Regions from separate parts of the Mus musculus genome. Here region 2 is linked to region 1. The links are chromatin contacts, found by POLR2A ChIA-PET in ENCODE. All regions are on one chromosome and are shown on one strand. Each heading gives the region's core, a stretch centred on a gene start or an enhancer-like site at or near the end of the contact. The rest is flanking DNA. Distances are from core to core; before and after follow the strand shown. Region 1 holds the start of Gstz1 (glutathione transferase zeta 1 (maleylacetoacetate isomerase)). Region 2 holds the start of Sptlc2 (serine palmitoyltransferase, long chain base subunit 2).

Region 1 (7,390 bases), core at 1,960-4,459:
GGATTGATCCCTCTAAAAGTATGGCAAATAGATGTTACACATGTTCCAGCTTTTGGAAAACTAAAATATGTCCATGTTTCTATTGACACCTGTTCAGGTATCATGTATGCCTCCCCTATGTCTGGTGAAAAAACCCACAATGTTATTAGCCATTGCTTAGACTCATGGGCAGCTTGGGAAAACCCAGCTAATTTAAAAACTGATAATGGACCTGCATATACATCAACATCCTTCCAAGTCTTCTGCGAAACTATGCAAGTTAGTCATACCACCAGCCTTCCCTATAGCCCACAAGGCCAAGGTATTGTGGAAAGGGCACATCGCACCTTGAAAGAACTGTTACAAAAACAAAAAGAGGGAATTGCCTACGGACGAGCACCCAAAGAACAATTATCTTTAGCTTTATTTACCTTAAATTTTTAAATTTTGGATGATCATGGTCGCTCGGCTGCAGACAGGCATGCCATGACCTCGCCTGTAATTCAACATGATGTAAAATGGGAAGATGTCTTAACTGGTAAATGGTATGGCCCAGATCCCGTTATTTCGAGATCTAGGGGAGCTGTTTGTGTTTTTCCACAGGATAAAGAACATCCAATTTGGGTACCAGAAAGGCTGACATGAAAATTGCTTATCTTAAAGGAAATTGGTCAGCCAAAGCAGAGCAGAAAGTTGCTCCTCCAGATTGCCAAACTCAACAGCACTCGACCCGACCCTGTCACCCTGGGAGACTTCACCTCCTGGATCACCAATGCCTTCTCCTTTTTAAAGGAGTGGGCAGGAATGTTGGCCTGGGGGACAGTGGTCCTCCTGGGGTGTGTCTTCTGCATCTGGCTATTGTGTCAACTAAAAAGAGAGTATGCTCAACATAAAGCAGTGGTCTACCAAGCTTTGTTGGCAATTGAAGATGGTGCATCTCCCAATATTTGGCTGGCCTCTTTAAAAAATTAAGAGTCCGCCCTAGGTCATTTGGCAGTTGTAGTCACACAGATCCATGGTATCCAGAGACGGGCAACTTTCCTCATGCACAGACCAACCTAAGAGAAGGGGCCTGGAGGCCATCATAGGATAACCCTATGATGGGTAAGGCTGTGATACTAGAGGATCGACCTAAGACAGGAGCCCTGGCCATGGACAGATTTGCCCAGGCCTAGACCAGCCTCATTTCATTAAAGAAAAAAGAGGGAGATGTAGGAAGCCAACTCTAAGATGGCGCAGGCTTTCTGTGTGCCTTTGTGGTAAACAACACCATTGCGCAGGTGCTAGCCTGACCCCTCCTGAGCAGGTACATGCAAATTAGATGCAGGCAGACTGACCAATCCTGGGGGGCCATGGAGCCTTCTCCTGTGCTAGGGTGTATATAAGCAGCCCTCCCTGGGTGCCCTGTCCCGGTAGCAGCATCGAGGTGTTCCTGCAATAAAGGCTGTTGAGAAGAATCTGACCATGTCGTGTCTTCCTTGCTGGCTGAGGTGGGCGCGACACCCCATGGCCCTTCAGCAGGAAACAGAATTTTTTTTTTTTTGGCTTTTTCGAGACAGGGTTTCTCTGTATAGCCCCGGCTGTCCTGGAACTCACTTTGTAGATCAGGCTGGCCTCGAACTCAGAAATCCGCTTGCCTCTACCTCCCGAGTGCTGGGATTAAAGGCATGCATCACCATCACCCAGCTGGAATCTTACCCTACATCTATTATTATTTTTTTTTCTTATATATCATTTTAGTTTCTTTTCCTGCTGCTATGATAAAATGCCCCAACAAAGGCAGTCTAAAGAAGAGTGGTTTATTTTGGCTTATAATTCAAGATGTAGTAAGTCACCTGGGGTGGGGGTGGGGTGGGGTTTGGGGGAAGAGCAGCCTGAAACAGCTGGTAAGTAACCTATGCATCCACAGCATGAAACAGAACAATGCTGTGTGTTGGTGCTTGGCTGACTTCCCCCTTATTATGGGCCCAGCCAGACCCAACCCAGGGAATGGTGTCACTCTCCCACATCAGTTAACCTGATAAAGACAATCCTAACCCTCTCTGCAGAGCATCTGGAGGCTTGTCTCCTATGTGCTTTTAGATAAACAGGGAGAGAAATCACAGCTAAGCACTAACAGCAAACCACCTGGCGATTTTTGCACTTGAACAGCTACTTTTTAATATCAAGTAGAATGTCCGTTTAATTAGCACCGGGAAGGATCATGTTTCCAACTCAAACATGCATTCTGGCGACTTTAAATTTGCAGTTTTTCTGTTGTGGGAGACTCGGCCCATGCTAGGAGCTACGTCAGAGTTGCGTACATCCCTAGCTGTTTTTATACCATTTCTTACATGATTAAAATCCTGAAAAATCACATCTGTATGTGGAAAATCTATATTAACCGGATGCAATGTCCTTTGCATCTAATGTGCCGCCTTCCTACATATCGGCCCTCCTAAGAGACTCAATTTTAAGTCTCTTATAAAACACACTCGCAGCTCCATTCCAGCAATGGCTTAAATACAAATGGCTCTAGGGTGGACTAAAGAAGTTCGACTTAAACCCTGGACGCTCCATATGCCACAGCCTGGAATCCCAGCACTTGGAAGGCGGGGGCGGGAGAGTCAAAGTTCAAAGTCAGGTTGGGCTGCACAGCAAGATCGTTTCTTAGAGCCAAACCGACAAAACTAGAAACCTGAGCAGATACTACAAGTGATTATTAACGTCGTTAAAGAGTCACATCTTTCCCCCTTGCCTTTGGTGCATGCCTGGACCACCAGGTCCCCTGAGAGACATACGAAGGGCGCCGCGAAACTGCAAAGTAGGGAACCATGTTTGAAAGCCCTAGAAGAGGTCTGTCTACCCGAAGCAGGGAAAAGCGCGATTGGACGCCCCTCAAAAGCTTCCAAGTTTAGCCTTCCCGGCCCAATCTACCACCACCATAAGGTTCAGCGGCCAGCGCGCAGGTGTAGAGTGAGCGGGCGCCGAGGTGCACGCCGGGAGTCGTTGTGGCGCCACGCGAAGAAGCGAGCTCTCAGCCCCGCCCCCCCCCACAGCTCTTCTCCGCGTTTCTCAGGAGAGACCCTCATCCCCGGACGTGGGGCACAGACCTTCCCGGCTTGCATCTCGCCCGGTCGGCCGGCCAAGAAAGTCAGCTCTCGGGACTAGAAGATGACTGAGGCCTAGCGGGGTCCAGAGAGCGAAGGTTGGACTAGATGGCCTCCCTCCTTCGGGCTGGCCCCGCCCCCGCCCCCTGAGCTGCTGGGAGTTGTAGTTCATGAGCCGACTCGAGTTTGTCAGTCCTTGGTTTCCCTCCGCCTCCCGCAATGCTCTACGCCTCAGGCCGCCTCTTAGCTGCCCGGGCGGCCACCACACTTTCCGCCCCGCCCAGAGCCCGGGGCCCGGCGCTCCGCGGCAAACGGAGGGAACTACAAATCCCATGGCACCTCGAGACGCCTTCTTATGACCCCTTGACGGGGCAGCGGACAAGACCCGGCGTGCCTCCGGCCCGGAGGGTGATCCTTCGGAAGGGGAGGATGCCGCCGGCCATAGGCGGTGGCCTAGCGGGCTCCGAGCTGCGTCCCCGTAGGGGCCGCTGTGTGCCGCAGGCTGCCAGAGCCGTGAGCCGAGACGTGGTCCCCCAGGCTGCAGCACGGAAACTTAAACGGCCTGCTTGGAGCTCGCGGCGCTTCCAGGCGGCAGGGTGGTGGGCCACGTTGGCTGTGGTGACGCTGCTGTCCTTTGCCACCCGCTTTCACCGGCTGGACCAGCCTGCTCACATCTGGTAAGTGGCGGAAAGGACTTGGCGGGCACCATGGCAACTGAGAGGGAGTGACGCCACCCTCTGATTGGCTTGAGGGCGCGAAGTGGGCGGGATTCATCGGAGGCACGACAGGTCCTTGGCGGTAGAGAAACTCAGTTGTATTTCGAGGGGAGTAGGGGGTGGCTGGGGAAAGCTTTCCGGTGTGTCAAACCTCGGAGAATAGGTTTGCCCTGGTGGGGGTCCCACACTCGGAGTTTGCAGGAGTTGTCCTCATGTCTTCTAGTCACCTGGCTTTAAAATGGTGATACTCAGAGGTTCTTTGAACTTGGCTGAGAAATTAGTAAATTCGTAGAACATAATTTTCCCAAAGCGTGATTTTCAAAGAAAAAGATTCCTATAGAGTAAGGATAGTTTGGGTATCGGGAGATGGCGGCACAGATTCTGAGCAACAGGTCTGGTGTTATCCTGTGAGAATTATTTTCTAGGCCTTACTTTGTATGATACAGATGGTGGCTTGAGGCTTGGTTCAATTCCATTTCCCAAGCTCACAGAGTTACTTGATCTTTAGCTGGAAGGGATGTTTTATCTTCTCTATATCACCAAACAGAAACTTAGCATAGAAGGTGTCACAAGTGGATCTTACTCAAGAGCAAGCAAACACACTGACAGGGCTGCTCCTATAGGAAACTAATAAATTACTGTGAAGCTAATTAATAAATTAGGTGCATTTTATGACTGTTGGGAGCTGTAACTACTGGGTTAAACACAAAGGCGTAATCACAGGAAGGGGAATGAATATCAGCACCTTTAGAGTTAGGTTCTTCCACCCCCTGTCAAATCCTACTATACATGACTGTATCCCAAAGAGATAGGTGTACCCACAGTGGGTTACATAATGGCCAAGGACTAACGAGTTTGGGAAATCTATTTTAACACTCACAAGCCTTAATTAGCTCTGTTCTCATAGGAGACATTGCCATATCTCTTATTGCAAGCACAGCCCTAAGAAATGGCCCAGGTCAAATGCAGTTAGGGCATCCTAGGTACATTCTTGGCACGTGTGGTTGTCCATCATCAGCTGCCACTTGTCTTAGGTGGCCCGTCTGAATCTTATCTGGCTTTGGGGTTAGACTTAGAGGAGAAAGAGAGAATTGTTTTTTGTTTTGTTTTGTTTTTTGAGACAGGGTTTCTCTGTATAGCCCTGGCTATCCTGGAACTCACTTTGCAGACCAGGCTGGCCTCAAACTCAGAAATCCGCCTGCCTCTGCCTCCCAAGTGCTGGGACTAAAGGCGTGCACCACCACTGCCTGGCTGTCCAGGACATTGATGAAGGGCTTTCTCTCCCAATTGGCTTTATTACCCCTCCATCATGCATTGCCTTGGTTTCTGGCAGATGTTTCATGTTAATCCACAACTCTATTAGCTACTCAGATCAGCATGGCTGACAGAGGCAGAAACCACATCTGTTCAGTTTGTCTCATATGATTTAATTACGGCTGCTGTCAATGAAACTCCAAGCAGGGGGGTGATGGGCCCTGGACTCAGCCTCTTACAAATAAGTCCTGATGAGGGGCCAGCAGTATGAATATAGTCTAAGAACAGTCTACCAGTTATGACCTGTGCAAAGCAGTTTCGATTGATTCTGATCTTTGGTATCATTGGCGGTAATTAAAATGCACATCCCATGTCTATTCCTTAAATACTAACACATTACCTGAAGAGATGCAGGTCATTCAGTTCAGTTTTATGTGGACCATCACTCACTGTGATGTAGACCACCACTGCATTGATTTGGTTAAGTCTCAAAGGCAGTATTATGGAGTGGTTGAGCCTCCATGATTGTATGGGCATAGCTCAGGTCCCTAGTACTTTAGAGACTCATATATGATACATTCTATAGAGTGTATCAATGAGAGAAAGTTGTACCATCAGTGCATTAGCAAGTGTACCAGTGAGCTGTTTTTTGAGAGTTGGTGCTGATGTCATCAGCTACATCAAGAGTAGCTTAAGACTGTCCATGTCGATGTTCATGAGTTCTGTTTGCAGCCACAGGTTGTTACCATCATAAGCTGCCACTTGTCTTAGGTGGCCCATCTGAATCTTATCTGGCTTTGGGGTTAGAATTAGAGGAGAAAGAGAGAATTAATGTTTCCATTCACTGTATTATATCTCTAGTGCTCTAATGTCTTTCTTCTTCAGGGTTGTTTCATTCCTACAACTCTGCCCAGGAAGGTAGTGTGTGCCACACCAGTTTCTGTTTGCCTTTTCTCCTGTTGTACCCTATTTCTATCTAGACCTTTTTACTATGGGCATTGTAAAGACCTATTATGTCTCTGACACGGGTGGCATTGTGTGAGACTTGTACTTAGCCAAGTATTGTGTTTATCAAACTGTAGGCCATCTGACTCCAGTAAGACAATACAGGAGATGAATCTAGAATTAAATATGAGTATTGTCATCTTCCCTTACCCTTCTCTGCTGATCTAGGGTGTCACTAAGAAGAAAGACATACCATGGTCATGGAAACCTAAGTGTGTCTGAGTAACTTGATATAGCTCCTCTCCCTTTTCCTGATTATTACCCAGTTGGTAGTCATGAGGAGATGACTTTTTCTGGGGATGACTACATTAGGACAAGGTTGCTTTTTTAAAGTGTGTAGGCCAGGAGAAGGTGATGGAGGGAAAGTTTCTGAGGAAAAGTTCAATGCTTGGCAATATCAGCTGTTTATTGATGATGGGAACATGGGTTACATGTTTATTACCTTGACTGTTGGCTCATTGTTACATGACTAATGTGACAAAAAGGTGTGCCACTGTCACACTTAGATGGTTTGGAAAGCTAATAAGAGGACATTAAGTTTAAAGATCACAGTGGTTTCTCCAGAGTCATGGAACCAGAGCCTCAGCCTTTCTGTAACCCGAGAAGGCAACAGCAGCAGTGAAATACTGGTGAGAGCCTCAGCTGGGAACAGAGTCCTGATGCACAGAGCTTCTTAGGAGCAGGTAGTCAATGTCCTATGCAAAGCAAGTGGCCAGCTTTTGGCAGGAGTCTGGTATACCATGGTGGCTTCTGCTTCAGAGACCCATAGTCCTTTAAAATTTATGCTCAGTCAGTTCATGCCACCATATTTGTTTCTCCACTGGAACAATATAAGCAGCTGGATAGTGTAGGCTTGATTAGGAACCTCTAACTAGTCATATCAGAGTACATCCTTTGTGATGGGTATCTGCATGAGTAATCCAGACTACTCCATCAGTGGACAGACAGTTTCCACTTCGCTGAGAGCATGAGTTTCTCAGTACATAGTCTTTCAATTGGTTTGTCAGACCCTTCAACTCTGATTGCAGCCAGCCAGCCAGAGTTATCTTACTTAGGTTTGCTATTGCTGAGATGAAACACCATATCCAAGCCAACTCGGGGTGGAAAGAGTTTATTTGGCTTATACTTCCATATCACTGTTCATTATCAAAGGAAGTCAGGACAGGAACTCAAACAGGGCAGGAACCTGGAGACAGGAGCTGATGCAGAGGTCATGGAGGGGGTGCTGCTTACTGACTTCCTCCTCATGGCTTGCTCACTCTGTTTTCTTATAGAACCTAAGGCCACTAGCCCAGGGATGGCACCACCCACAATGGGTTGGACCCTCTCACATCAATCACTAATTAA
Region 2 (7,439 bases), core at 4,268-6,767, 240 kb before region 1:
GAAATGCTAAGGTGAAAGAAACCCTTTTCCTCCCTAAGTTGGTATTGGTCAGTTTTGTTTTGTTTTTTAATCATAGCAAGAGAAAGTGCCTGATACAGATGCCAAACCAAAGATAGAAACATACTCCCAGAGACATAAGGACACTTGGATCCAGACTTATCAGATAAGCTAACAAATCTCTCCTGTGCTTAATCCAATCTAAATTCTGTTGCAAAACTCACTACTCCAAATCTCTGGAGCCAGAAGCAAAAGTCCGCTTCCTGAAGCTCAGCTCAGAGGATTGCGACATCTATCTGGCTGAGCACCCACAGGAAACCTAGGGTGGTGGTGGGATAGGAAGCTCTGAGATCCTTCTAGAGCAAAGGACACATAAAAGCAGAGACTTGCCATTGAGACAAGCTCTGGACCATTCTCAGAGCTCATCTCTTCCCTTAGAATTCCTATTGTCAATGCTTTATAAGACTCAGATTAAAAATCATTCTATTACAAACTCAGGAGCCATTATTCCTCCTACAGCTGCACATTCCCCTGCGATCATCTATTCAATAGCCCAGTCCTCCTCTTAGGGGTGCTGTTGGGGAAGGCCAGAAGAAGGAAGGACGACTCTTGTCCTACCTCGGGAGATGCAAATACAGTCAGAAATCCAGGGAGAAAGTCTCTTTCCTTGGCTGTACTGTATTAGAGTAGGGATAATGGAAAGGGAAATGGCCAGCCCATCCCTTGCAAATCAAGTCTGAAGACAGACATGGTGTTCTATTTCTGTAGTCCCAGCAATTGGGATACAGAGGCAAGAGGGGCAGGAGATCAAAACATTAAAGATCTTGGGTTACAGAACAAATGCAAGACATGACTGGGCTATACAACAGTATTTTTATAAATAAATATATGTTGCGGGAAATATTAAACTCTCCATGGGGTTAGTGCCTCCCCCCCCCAATTACTCTCACTATCATGCAACACCCCACATACCCACAGTCAGTCATCTCAACACCTAATTACCCAGTATAATCAAGACTCTTAAAGCTGGGCAGTGGTGGCGCACGCCTTTAATCCCAGCACTTGGGAGGCAGAGGCAGCCAGATTTCTGAGTTCGAGGCCAGCCTGGTCTACAGAGTGAGCTCCAGGATAGCCAGGGCTACACAGAGAAACCCTGTCTCAAAAATAAAATAAAATAAGGAGGGCTGGAGAGATGGTTCAGTGACTAAAAGGACTGGTTGCTCTTCCAAAGGACCCACATGGCAGCTCACAACTGTCTGTAAATCCAAGATCCAACACCCTCATAGAGGCATACATGCAGGCATAACACCAGTGCACATAAAAACAAAAACAACGGATGAGATGGGCAGTGGTGGTATACGCCTTTACTCTCAGCACTTGGGAAGCAGAGGCAGGCAGATCTCTGTGAGTTCAAGGCTACCCTGGGTCTACAGAATGAGTTCCAGTGCAGCCATGGCTACACAGAGAAACCCTGTCTCAAAAAACAAAAACAAAACCAACAAATGAGCAACAAATGTGTGCAGAATATTTGTAAAATCTTGAATCTTACTGCATTAACGCTCTTTTCATCCCTAAATTTAAACAGTATTCTTCACAAGACCACATTACAATGCTATTTACAAAATTTAAAAAAAATTTAAATAAAAATTTATTTGTTTGTTTGTTTGTTTGAGACAAGCCAGGGTTAAAATTCATTTTTATTTTGGTGTGTGTGTGTGTGTGTGTGTGTGTGTGTGTGTGTGTGTGTGTGTGTGTTTACGTGAATGTGTATGCACAGGTTCCTGTGGCAGTAGGCTAAAAGGCAGTATTGATTGATTCCCCTGGGTCTGGAGTTAGTTTTTCCAGCTCATGGAAGCACATGTATCCCATTTTACACAAACAGGAGTTGAGTCACAGAGAAGTGAGACTGCTTTGCAAGGTTACAGGTTTGTAAGAGCTGGAGCTGGGTCTTCGGTTCCTCAGTGTTTGACAACAGAGCTCTTGTTTGTAATCACTCCCTCTCACAGAATTCCAAAGCCATGTGACACAGGCTCTGTCTAATTTTATAGGGATGATGAACTTCAAGAAAGGCTTCACAGATGAAGTGGCCTGAACCATCTTGGAAGACAAGGAGAGCTGTGTCCTAGCACCTAGCATGAGCCTTTGAAGATAAGTTCTATAAAATGACAAGGAGATAGCTTATGCCTCTAGAAGGGACCATTTTCTTGTTTTTGTGGATCCCAGGGTGTTTCCTACTGAGGTATCCTTTTTGTGATTTAGCAATGGCCTATTGAGTAATCTGATCATTTGGGTATTATATCATGGGTACACACAACTGTCTCATCTACTGAAGGAAGAAGTGCAAGAATTGACTTCAAATGGGGAGTGAGGAAATCAGGGCTGTGTATGCATGACTCCTTTGAGGCTAGTAGTGAGTAAGCAGCAGAACAAGGCAAGAAGCTCCTGGTGTACTGTCCTCAGGAGGAAGGGACAGGTTCTTCCCAGGATCCAGACCAGGCCAACCTCTGCCCAGCTCTGAACATGCACTGCTCCCCCCTCCCCCCAGAACAAACCCCTCTGCTCATTCCAAGCCAGTTTCTAAGTCTCGCTCATCCTTCAAGGTCTAGCTAATTGCACATCTTCCATCCAAGCCTTTTTTACATTTTCTCAGCCCACTATCTAAGTGTCAATCAAACCTCTTAGCTTCTCTTTCAACCAGATTTCTGCCCTGAGCACCTCCACTGCCTATGGGAATCTGATAGCCGCTGTCATCCAGTGTCCCACTTTGGAACTCCTCCTTCTCCTCCCTCCTACTCTTTTCCCTCCTCCTTTTTTTTTTTATTTTTTTTTTTTTTTGGTTTTTCGAGACAGGGTTTCTCTGTATAGCCCTGGCTGTCCTGGACCTCACTTTGTAGACCAGGTTGGCCTCGAACTCAGAAATCCACCTGCCTCTGCCTCCCGAGTGCTGAGATTAAAGGCGTGCGCCACCACACCCGGCTCCTTTTTTTTTTTTTTTAAGATTTATTTATTTATTACTATATGTAAGTACACTGTCTTCAGACACACCAGGAGATGGCGTTAGATCCCATTACAGATGTTTGTGAGCCACCATGTGGTTGCTGGGATTTGAACTCAGAACCTTTGGAAGAGCAGTCAGTGCTCCTCCTCTTTCTTTCTTTCTGTCTGTCTTTCTTTTTTTTTCTTTCCTTCTTTCTTTGCTTTTCTTTCTTCTTCTCCTCTTTCTCCTCCTCCTCTTCCTTCTTATTCTTCAAAAGGTTGCCCTTCTATTTTATTTAACTTCATGTATATCTTTTCAGGGCATCCGATTATTGGTAAAGATGCTCATGATCTGCCAGGTAGGTTTAGGCACTCAAATCTTCATCCTCTGGAAGAGCAGCCAAAACACTGAGCCATCTCTTCATGCCATATCTTGATTTTTGAAAGTAAGCTTCATAAGGCATACACTTCTTTGTGTGTCCATGTGTTTACGTGTATGTGCATGACAGTCAGATGTCAGCATCGGGTATCTTCCCTAATTGTTCTCTACTTTTCTTTTTCTTCTTTTTTTCCTTTCTTCTTTCCTTCCTTCTTTCTTTCTTTCTTTTTTTTTTTCAAGAATGGGTTTCTCTGTGTAGCCTTGGCTATTCTGGACCTGTTCTGTAGACCAGGCTGGCCTGAACTCACAGAAATCTGCCTGCCTGCCTCTGCCTCCTGAGGGCTGGAATCAAAGGCATATGCCACCATCACCCATCATCTCTACCTTATTTTTGAGACAGGGTCTTTGCCTGACATTGGAACTCACCAATTCAGTTAGACCAGCTGGCCAGAGAACTCTAGGAACCCTTTCATCTCTGTGTCCTAAGCATGGGGATTTTAACTAGATGCTCAAAATCTGGACTTAACTCCTCTTGTTTTCCTGGTAGTATTTCACTGATTGAGTTACTTATCCCCACCCCATCATGTTTAAGACAGGGACTCCTATATCCCAGGCTAGCTTGGACAGGTTATATATACAAAGATTATCTTGAACATCTACACTCCTGCCTCTACCTCAGGAGTGCTGAGACTGTATCAATGCATTACTATGCTTAGCTTAAAGGCATACAGAGCTTTTTTTTTTTTTTAAAAAAAAAACTTTTAAAAAGGAGATTTTAATTTATGTCTGTGAGTGTCTTGTCTGCATGTATGTATGTGCACCAAGTTTGTGTCTGGTGCCCTGGGAAATCAGAATAAGGCTTTGATTCCTCTGGCACTGGAGTTATAGATAGCTGTGAGCCACCATGTGGGTGCTAGAACCAAATCCAGGTACTCTGGACAAGCAGTGTCCAGTACTTCACTGCTGAGCCATCTCTCCAGGCCCCATAGAGTTCTTTTTGATTCTCGTGTTCACTTTTGAGATCAAAGGGTTTGTGACTTGAAAGTTTTGTCCTTGCTCCACTTGCTGTTAAGAGTACCTCTTCTAAATCAAGCAAAACAAATAACCTTGCCAACGCAGTTCTAAAGCTCCAGGGGAGAAGGGGTTGTGTGACACAGGGATTCACACAGATGCATTCGGCAATTAATAATAACCAGCACTTAATGAATACTTACTAATTGCCAGGTCCTAAGCAAAATACATTACAGGCATTAACTCATTAGATTCTCTTATGGCAACTGTTATTATCCCCCTGAGCAGAGGAACATAGAGGTCACTCAGCTAGTAGGTGAGGCAGCCAGGATTCAAACCTAGACTGAGTCATACTCTTAATTATGACATTGATTTTTTTTTTTATGGGTAACTAAAGGTCTTTGTAATGCTGAAATGTAGATCAATTTCTTTTGCTACTGATTTGGATTAGGTATTGTGATAGGTGTCCAGCGCTTTACTAATGTAATTCTGGCAAATGAGTCCATGAAGCAGGAAGAATTTTAAAAGAACTTGGCTCCTAAAGGAGTTAATTCCTCAAGTTTCAGTTTCAGTTATCACAAGATCTGGAAACAGATCAAGTCTCCTGACTTTCAAGGAAAGTCTTCAAAGGAAATTGCCCTAGGAAAACCCGGATAGAAACAAGTGATGTGCGCGCGAGGCGTTCGCGTAGTTCACAATGAAGAACAGTGAGAGACTGTCAAAAAGGCTATTCTATTAACACCCACAGAGGAATTTGCTAATGAAATAAAGGAGCTGCCTGTCTTGGGCTCGGATTCAACCTGAGAACCTCTCGGGAGGAAGGGCACAGAGGGCAACCACCACCAGTGCTAGAGAACCGGGAACAGGCTCTGGAAATAGGCTCAGCCCCTGTTTCTTTCTCCACACTCTAATTGGCTGTTCCTTTCCGGGCTCCGCCTCCTTCTCAACCTGGACCAGTAGGCGGCAAAGCTCCACCTACGACCTGGCTAGGGCTCCAATCAATTGCTCAGTTCTCGAGTTCCTCTGAAGAAGTCCCCTTGATGTCTGCAAGCCGCTTTTCCCTTGCTCTTAATTCGCCAGAATCAGCATGAGATCCGCCCCTCTCGCCTTTGGATTGGTCAATAGCCGATAGACCCCGCCCCATGTTCCCTCCGGCTGCCGGGCTTCGGCGAGCCCCGTCTTCTCGGGTGGCCCCGCCCTCGCGTGACGGCCGGACCGGGAATTGGCAGCGGCGCTGCAGCCATTTCCGGTTTCGGAGAGGTGGGTGCGGTGCGGAGCGGGAGTTGGCTCCGCCGCCACCTCCAGAGCCTGTCCTGCTGCCGGGTGCTGCCGGGAGGATGCGGCCGGAGCCCGGAGGCTGCTGCTGCCGCCGCCCGATGCGGGCGAACGGCTGCGTCAAGAACGGGGAAGTGAGGAACGGGTACTTGAGGAGCAGCACCGCCACCGTCGCGGCTGCCGGCCAGGTACGATGGGATCGAGAGGCTGGGCGAGATCGGGGCGGTGGGCCGGGACCCCCGCGAGCCGATGCCCGGGCTGGGCCGGGCCGGGCCGGGGAGGACGGGCAGCCGCGCGGGCCGGTCAGTGGCCGGCTGGCGGCTGGGCGCGGCTCAGGTGTGCTGAGCGACGGGGAGCCGGCGCTGGCTGGGCCTCCCCCCTGAGCGGGAGGGAGACTCAAGGGCAGCGCGGGACTCTACAACTATGTGGGGCTCCCTCACCGTGAGGGGCTCCTCGGTTCTGCCCGCTTCTCCAGTTATTCGAGCCTTCCCAGTACTACCCGGCTCCGCAGCGATGAGCTGTGGTTCTCTGCCCTGCGGGGGTCCCAAGGTTTACCTGGTTTCTTAGGTGTGCGGTGTCCCCTAGTTCTGCCTGGCTCTCCAGCCTCCCGGGGCTCCTCAGCCACGCGGGACTCCTGAGGTCTGCCCGGCTCCTCAGCATTTGCTGTTCTGAAGGGCCCTGGAGGCTGGGCTTCCTCTGCAAGTCTCTGGTTCTTAACCATGTGGATCACGCAAAAAAAAAAAAAAAAAAGTGCAGGCCGCTCCTAGTGGGAAGCAGAGGAAATCTTTCCCTCGAAGTCCGGCGATACTTTCTCGGGTTCCTGCCCGGGTCCCCTCGAGTACATGCTTCCTGTAGAGTCTTGCAGCCCCAAAAGGAAGCTGACGCTCTGAGAAAGTTAGGCAGTGCAGTTGTGGAAGCACAACCGGACAGCCTCTTCCTATCACGTTCTGGACTTCCTTTATGGGGAAAACCTTGGCAGGGAACCTCCTCGGGGGTCTTGTCTTGAAAATTGTCCCGTTGTGCGATTGGTGAGACCCCCATCCCACCATCCAGATAGGATTTTAGGTGGCCCCTTCACGGCGCAATAGAGCTATCGTGGAGGGCGTTGCTTAATCCAGTGGTAAGTTGTCATGAGTCCTTGTATTAATTAACTGAAGTTGAATCATCAACCATATCCATGAACTTCTAAACTATCTTACAGAATTCTGAATTCCTAGCAGTATTTTGCTTGTTTCCAGACATGGTTTCTCTGAGTAACAGCCCTCTCAGGCTGTTCTGCTTTGTAGACTAAGCCTGACTTCCAACTTAAAAGAGATCTGCCTTTGCCTCCCAAGAGCAACTAAGACCCCAACACCTGGCTTTCCTGACAGTTTTATTTATTTATTTATTTTCTGAGACAGGGTTTCTCTGTGTAGCCCTGGCTGTCCTGGAACTCACTGTGTTGACCAGGCTGGCCTCGAACTCACAGACCTGCCTCTGCCTCCCAAGTGCTAGGATTCAAGGCATGTGCTACTCTACCCCCTGGCTCCTGGCAGTATTTTTTAAACCAATTATGCAAATATCGGGAAGAATGGTTTTAAAAGTTGCTCGTTCCCCTTAGCAGGAGTGTGATTGGTGTAGTTTTGATAGGTCAGTGACCCTATTTCATCTTCAACATAGATACTAAGCAATAGCAACCTGTCCCCTACCTGAATCAGTAACTCTGATAGATGTGTTAATCCTGTGGTATGAAAGGGTTATCTTCAAGTCTTATGACCCTGGGGGAGAGTTGAGGGTTAGGAGTGGGAGTGCACAGAAAAGA

Evidence for each region. ChIA-PET counts read pairs that join two places held with the same protein, here RNA polymerase II (POLR2A).
Region 2: POLR2A ChIA-PET joins it to region 1 with 10 read pairs in embryonic stem cell. The contact joins the promoter of Sptlc2 here to the promoter of Gstz1 in region 1. POLR2A ChIA-PET finds 5 or more read pairs at or near these places in 2 of 5 experiments (Patski and embryonic stem cell).

What each region holds. Positions count from the first base shown.
Region 1 is chr12:87,143,526-87,150,915 of GRCm38, reverse strand. Gstz1 (glutathione transferase zeta 1 (maleylacetoacetate isomerase)) reads right to left here and starts at 3,209. Exons shown (of 9, transcript NM_010363.4): 1 at 3,072-3,209. The coding sequence starts at 3,086. It overlaps Pomt2 (protein-O-mannosyltransferase 2), which reads left to right and starts at 3,014. Exons shown (of 21, transcript NM_153415.4): 1 at 3,014-3,745. The coding sequence starts at 3,288. Gm6566 (predicted gene 6566) reads left to right here. Exons shown (of 3, transcript NR_136901.1): 3 at 583-1,441.
Region 2 is chr12:87,386,433-87,393,871 of GRCm38, reverse strand. It overlaps Sptlc2 (serine palmitoyltransferase, long chain base subunit 2), which reads left to right and starts at 5,517. Exons shown (of 12, transcript NM_011479.4): 1 at 5,517-5,826. The coding sequence starts at 5,701. It overlaps Gm33444 (a long non-coding RNA gene), which reads right to left. Exons shown (of 3, transcript XR_381803.4): 1 at 6,194-7,439.